2 separate regions of the Homo sapiens genome follow, and region 2 is linked to region 1. Evidence: read pairs that join two places in POLR2A ChIA-PET (ENCODE). Cell type or tissue: Panc1. All regions are shown on one strand. Each heading gives the region's core, and the rest is flanking DNA. Links, peaks and the distances in the headings are about the cores only. Region 1 has its middle 48 kb from the start of QTRT2. Region 2 overlaps ZBTB20 (zinc finger and BTB domain containing 20).

Region 1 (2,922 bases), core at 112-2,611:
GTAATGTAGACAATTCTTTGAGGAACAGTAAATGATTATTAGGGAGAAGGAATGGACCAGAGAGACAGAAATTAACTTGTAAATGATTCTCTTTGGAATCTGAATGAGACCAAGAGGCCAGCTTTATCTTGTGGAAGAGTCCATCCAGGTGTGGTTGCATTCTTCAGTCTCTGCAGTAGATAATGGGGTAACAGAAGGCCATTGTGCTTCTTTTGGTAAGAAGCTTTTTTTTGTCAGATCAGGAAATTCCAGAGAAAGTCCCGCCTTGGCAAGTTTACTTAGCGCTGGTATACTTGGTGATGGCCTTGGTGCCCTCGGACACGGCGTGCTTGGCCACCTCCTCGGGCAGCAGCAGGCGCTCGGCCGTCTGGATCTCCCTGGAGGTGATGGTCGAGCGCTTGTTGTAATGCGCCAGGCGGGAAGCCTCGCCCGCGACGTGCTCAAAGATGTCGTTGACGAAGGAGTTCATGATCCCCATGGCCTTAGAGGAGATGCCGGTGTCAGAGTGGACCTGCTTCAGCACCTTGTGCAAGTACACGGAGTAGCTCGCCTTGCGGCTGCGCTTGGTTTCTTGCCGTCCTTCTTCTGCGCCGTAGTCACCCACCTCTTGGAGCCCTAATTGGGATCAGGAGCGGACTTTGTTGGCTCTGGCATGTCGAGGGCGCACTACAGGTCGAGGTGAACTAACAGCAGCTCGAGAAAACGGGAATTAATTTAATGTTTGTCTTTACTACCAAACTGTAAGTTTCGTGAGATTAGGACCATATTTGCATCATTCATTATTATGTCTCTGGGACCCAGCACAATGCCTAGTACATATTAGGACTTCAATAAACAAATGCAAAGTAGCGCATGGGGCTGCAGCCACAGATCTCCTGGGCTCTGGGTCTGGGAGCAGGCAGTGGCATCTGACACTTCATATCCCTTAAAGAAGACAAAATGTATTCTATGACAGATAGGGAACCAGAGCCAGGGACTAGAGTGTGACTCCCTGACTTGTTAGAGGAGGTTGGGAAAAATGGCCTTGACTATCTTCCTAGGCAGAGGCGGGCAAACTATGCACCCCAGCCCAAATCCAGCCCTCTGCCTGTTTTGGTAAATAAAGTTTTATTGGAACACAGTTACATACTTTTTTTTTTTTTTTTTTTTTTTGAGACAGAGTTTCTTTCTGTTGCCCAGGCTAGAGTGCAATGGCATGATCTCGGCTCACTGCAACCTCTGCCTTCCCAGTTCAAGTGATTCTCGTGCCTCAGCCTCCCGAGTAGCTGGAATTACAGGTGTGTGCCACCACACCTGGATAATTTTCGTATTTTTAATGGAGACGGGGTTTCACAATGTTGGCTGGGCTGATCTCGAACTCCCAACTTCAGGTGATCCGCCCACCTCGGCCTTCCAAAGTGCTGAGATTACAGACATGAGCCTCTACATCTGGCCAGAACACAGCTACTTTCATTCTTTTACATATTGTCTATGGCTGCTTTTGCACTACAACAGCAGAGTTTTAGTACACGCATGCACTGCATAACAATGTTTCAGTCAATGACAGACTGCGTATATGGCAGTGGTCTCATAAGATTATAATGGAGCTGAAAAATTCCTATTGCCTAGTTATGTCATAGCTATCATAACATTCTAGTACAACACATTACTCATTACTCATGTGTTTGTGGTGATGCTAGTGTAAACAAACCTACTGCACTGCTAGTCATATAAAAGTATAGCACATGCAATATGAACAGTACATAATACTTGATAACGATTATAAATGACTATGTTACTGATTTATGTATTGACTGTACTATACTTTTTGTTATTTTAGAGTGTGCTAATTTGACTGATAAAAAAAGTGTTAACTGTAAAACAGCCTCAGGCAAGTCCTTCAGGAGGTATTTCAGAAGAAGGCACTGTTATCACATGAGATGACAGCTCCATGCATGTAATTGCCCCTGAAGACCTTCCAGTGGGACAAGCTGTGGAGGGGAAAGACAGTGATATGGATGATCCTGACCCTGTGTAGGCCAAGGCTAATGTATGTGTTTGTGTCTTAGTTTTTAACAAAAAAGATTTAACAAGTAATAACTAAACTAAAAAAAATTTAAATAGAAAAAAGCTTATAGAATAAGTATATAAAGAAAGAAAATATTTTTGTCCAGCTGTCCAATGTGTTAAAAAGTATCAGTAAGCTAAGGTTAACTTATCATTGAAGACATAAACATAAAAATGTTTTTGTAAATTTAGTGTAGCCTAAATGTGCAGTGTTTATAAAGTCCACAGCCTACAGTCTACAGTAGTATACAGTAGTGTCCTAGGCCTTCATATTCATTTATCATTCACTCATTGACTAACAGCAACTTCCAGTCCTGCAAACTCCATTCATAGTAAGTGCCCTAAACAGGTGTAGCATTTTAAAAGGTACAGTAAAAATATAGGATAAAAGGTTTTTAGGACACTAATATGATTTTTTTTTTTTTTTTTTTTTTTGAGACAGAGTCTCCCTCTGTCACCAGGCTGGAGTGCAGTGGCACGATCTTGGCTCACTGCAACCTCTGCCTCCTGGGTTCACGCCATTCTCCTGCCTCAGCCTCCCTAGTAGCTGGGACTACAGGCACGCACCACCATGCACATTTCACACTGATCTCTGCCCTCATCTTCTTGTGGCATTCTCTCTCTTCTCTCTTTCTCTGTCTCTGTGTGTGCATGTGTGTCTGTCTGCAAACTTCCCCTTTTTATAAGAACACCAGTCAGATTATATTAATGCCTACTCTAATGACCTCATTTTAACTTGATAACCTCTGTCTCCAAATAATGCCATATTCTGAGGTATTGGGGGTTAGGGCTTCAAGATATTTTTTTAGGAGAGGGGATAGAATTTAACTCATAATGATGAAACAAACTCTAATCTATATAAAATTGAAGACTGAA
Region 2 (2,922 bases), core at 208-2,707, 340 kb after region 1:
ATATATCCAGTTAAGTGCCTCTGAAAAATTGGTAAGAAAATTATTTATTAGAGCAAAATCTTAAGTCTAGAGAGATTTTTGTAAACTTGGACAGCAGCATTCACTGACCTTGAATCCACAGGTTCAAAATTTATTAGTGTCAAGTTAGTCTTTTAAAGCAATCCATTAAAGCAATAAGTATAAAATATATATGGTTTACATTTATGTATGTGTTGAATTTAATAAATTAGTCAGGAGTCAAGGTATTTTTAAAGAAATATTAAATCTGTTCTATATTGATCAATTAACTGACTTTCTAACTTAAAATATTCTTTTGCTGTAGTTAAAACCTTTTTTTCTTTTTAAAACAAACAGAGTACATAAACTGTAAGGTGGCAATGTAGTTCACTGCGACAATCTATATATTCCTTAACGTTTGTTCTTTTTATGGTCATGGTATGTAGAAACAAATAAATGTATAATAGTTTAAGTCCAGGAGTTTTTGCCTGACTAAATTCTAAACACATAGCTTAAATAAAGGGTTGAAAGCCTGGCATCTCATCATTACTGTTTATATGTTATAAGGTTTGCAGGGCCACCTTATAAAATATATAGTTGTTTATTTTCATGTTCAATAAATAAGTAGTGTGGGGTTTCAGACTGAGAATGGATTACAGATTGTTCTCTCCTGGTTATTTTTGGCTTTAAGTATATTGATCATTTTATCATTTTCTTGTTTTAAACTACTTTAAACACAGCACAAATGTTATTCTCATCATGCCAGAAATGGGTTTGGAATTGATTCTGAGTTTCCATCAATTTTACTCTTTGCTCTTTGTGAGAAGTTTTGCACTGCTTAAATTCGAAAGGATAGTTTTGTTTAAAAGATGTCACAGTACAACATTTAGAGAACCTTAGCTGCCCAGAAAAACTCAGATTTTCTGCTTTACAAAAGAATAAAAATCATCGAATTTATTACCCTGGACTTTATTGAAATCAGTGAAGAATATTCATACAAATACAGTTTCACGAACTTCCTCTCTCTCTTTCTTCATGTAAGTGTTTGACAAAAGCATGTATCTTCTGAGAAGCCGGCCTGATTGGTCCAGGTTGGCACTGTTTCAGTGTTTGGCCTACGGCGGCTGCTTAGGAATAATTTCATCTCATCCTCTCTATTTTCCTGGACTGTATCAAACTCAGACACGTGGTATGCAAAGGAAATCCAAGTCTTTTAAAAATGCTATTTCTTTTGGTACTAAAGCCAAGACCAGTTCTACTTTGGCCAAATGATCTTATCAAGATTTAACAAGAGATATTCAGTAATATCTCCAATCTGTGAGAAGACATTCCACTAAGGAAGATAATTTATTACATACAGTGTACATATATTTCTCCACTTGGTACCAGGAAGAGACATGATCAAACTTATTCTATTGGTACTGAAAACAATGTAACACTGACAAAAATTCTGTGGCAATTATTCATTTCAATTAATTTAAAAAGAAATAAACAAGTAGCTCTTCCCCCATTAAAACAGATACTGGAAATCTATTTTCAGTTATTGCTGAAAATATTTTGGCTTCCACAAAGGCACCTTACTAACACACTACTTTGCCCTCCACTGTGCTGTCACAATTCAGAACTTGTAACATTTTATTCAGGTACTCTAGACTAATTAGATGAAACAACTGCATTACAGTATTAAGATGCTTTTGTAGAATTAAATGAAAGGAGATCTGCACAGTTCAGATAGCTTGGAAGATTTGCAATGAATATCACCAAAATCCTGCATGTGCAATATATTTTTCTACATTTACAAATTAGCTAATGAATAAGTGTATTCCACAATAACTGCTAGGATTTAATTTCACACTTAAGAATATCAACAAACACAGAGAGAAATTTAGATAGGTAAACTCCATTTCCCTTCCCACCCCACCCTAGTGCTCCCCTGCACTGTTTGCATTTCAGAACAAATGCTTCATGTCTCTTGAAAAGCGCCAGGAAATCTCTTCTCTAGCTATGCAGGCCTCAATTTTATGTGTGTAGTATGACACACCTTAAAAGAGAGAGCCCCACAAACTAGAGTGGGACGTTAATTTAAATACAGACTTAAGGAGAAGAGCTCCATCTACTGAATCAGTTAGATCATAGTGTGTACCCTATAGTTATCCCATTCACTACTTTCAACCACTTAGAGGCTCTGGAGGGAACAGGAAAGTTATAGACCTGAGCAACCATGAAAAACAGCTTTGAGCCTAATGCCATTTGGGATATTTCTCGGATACCCTGAGCCCCTTTCCTTTGCCCCTCCAATTTCAAAGCTTTCCATGTTGCAATATAAAATAAAAATGGATGTTTTGCTATATGAACCATCCCTTGGAAGTAGAAAGTCATTGGTTGTTGAAGGAAATGTCTCAGACAGTTGAAGAGAAAGCTACAGAAAGAAAATCTCTAGCTGGCAGGTTGGGCAGCCTAGGTAAGAAGGGAAAAGAAGAGTAGCCTACTTACTCCTCCTGCCTTGCACCATTGCTGGGGAAGCCTGCAGCCACCCAGGATCAGCTCTTCTGGCCTCTCCCCGGCTGCACAGTATTGTTGTGGCATTGGGAATTTGCTGTGGCTTCGTAAGATTATGGGGATGTGCTTCAGCAAGCCAAAAAAGTCACAAACAAAATTCAAGAGGAAAAAAAAAAAGTATAAAAACAGCTGATCTTACTGGAGAAGCTCTTGGCATTTTCCTACATATGCCACAATTTTCTCTGGTATTTCCTGGTTCTGTGATCAGAAAAATTATCGTATCATATTTATTACTGTTGTTTTTTTCAGGGTTGCTGGTGGTGACGGGTGGTACAGTGAGGGCAAACAGATGGATCAAGGAGAAGCAAAGTAAAGATTACTTCTCCCACTTGTTTGAAAGCTTTCCAAGAGATTGCAGGTTAAAAA

Evidence for each region. Peaks named below come from ENCODE experiments on the same cell type or tissue, not always from the same donor. Only the 100,000 strongest peaks of a DNase experiment are listed, where the experiment ranks them.
Region 2: POLR2A ChIA-PET joins it to region 1 with 15 read pairs; 3 of 35 experiments call an interaction of 5 or more read pairs at or near these places.

Annotation. Positions count from the first base shown.
Region 1 is chr3:114,102,975-114,105,896 of GRCh38, forward strand. It overlaps the pseudogene H2BP3. Among named protein-coding and RNA genes, the nearest start is that of QTRT2, 48 kb to the left of the region's middle. In Panc1, for the core only: no CTCF peak of the experiment used is centred there; DNase peaks (open chromatin) are centred at 1,657 and 1,838.
Region 2 is chr3:114,445,619-114,448,540 of GRCh38, forward strand. The region is part of intron 7 of ZBTB20 (zinc finger and BTB domain containing 20); the gene reads right to left. Among named protein-coding and RNA genes, the nearest start is that of ZBTB20-AS5, 6.5 kb to the right of the region's middle. In Panc1, for the core only: no CTCF peak of the experiment used is centred there; no DNase peak of the experiment used is centred there.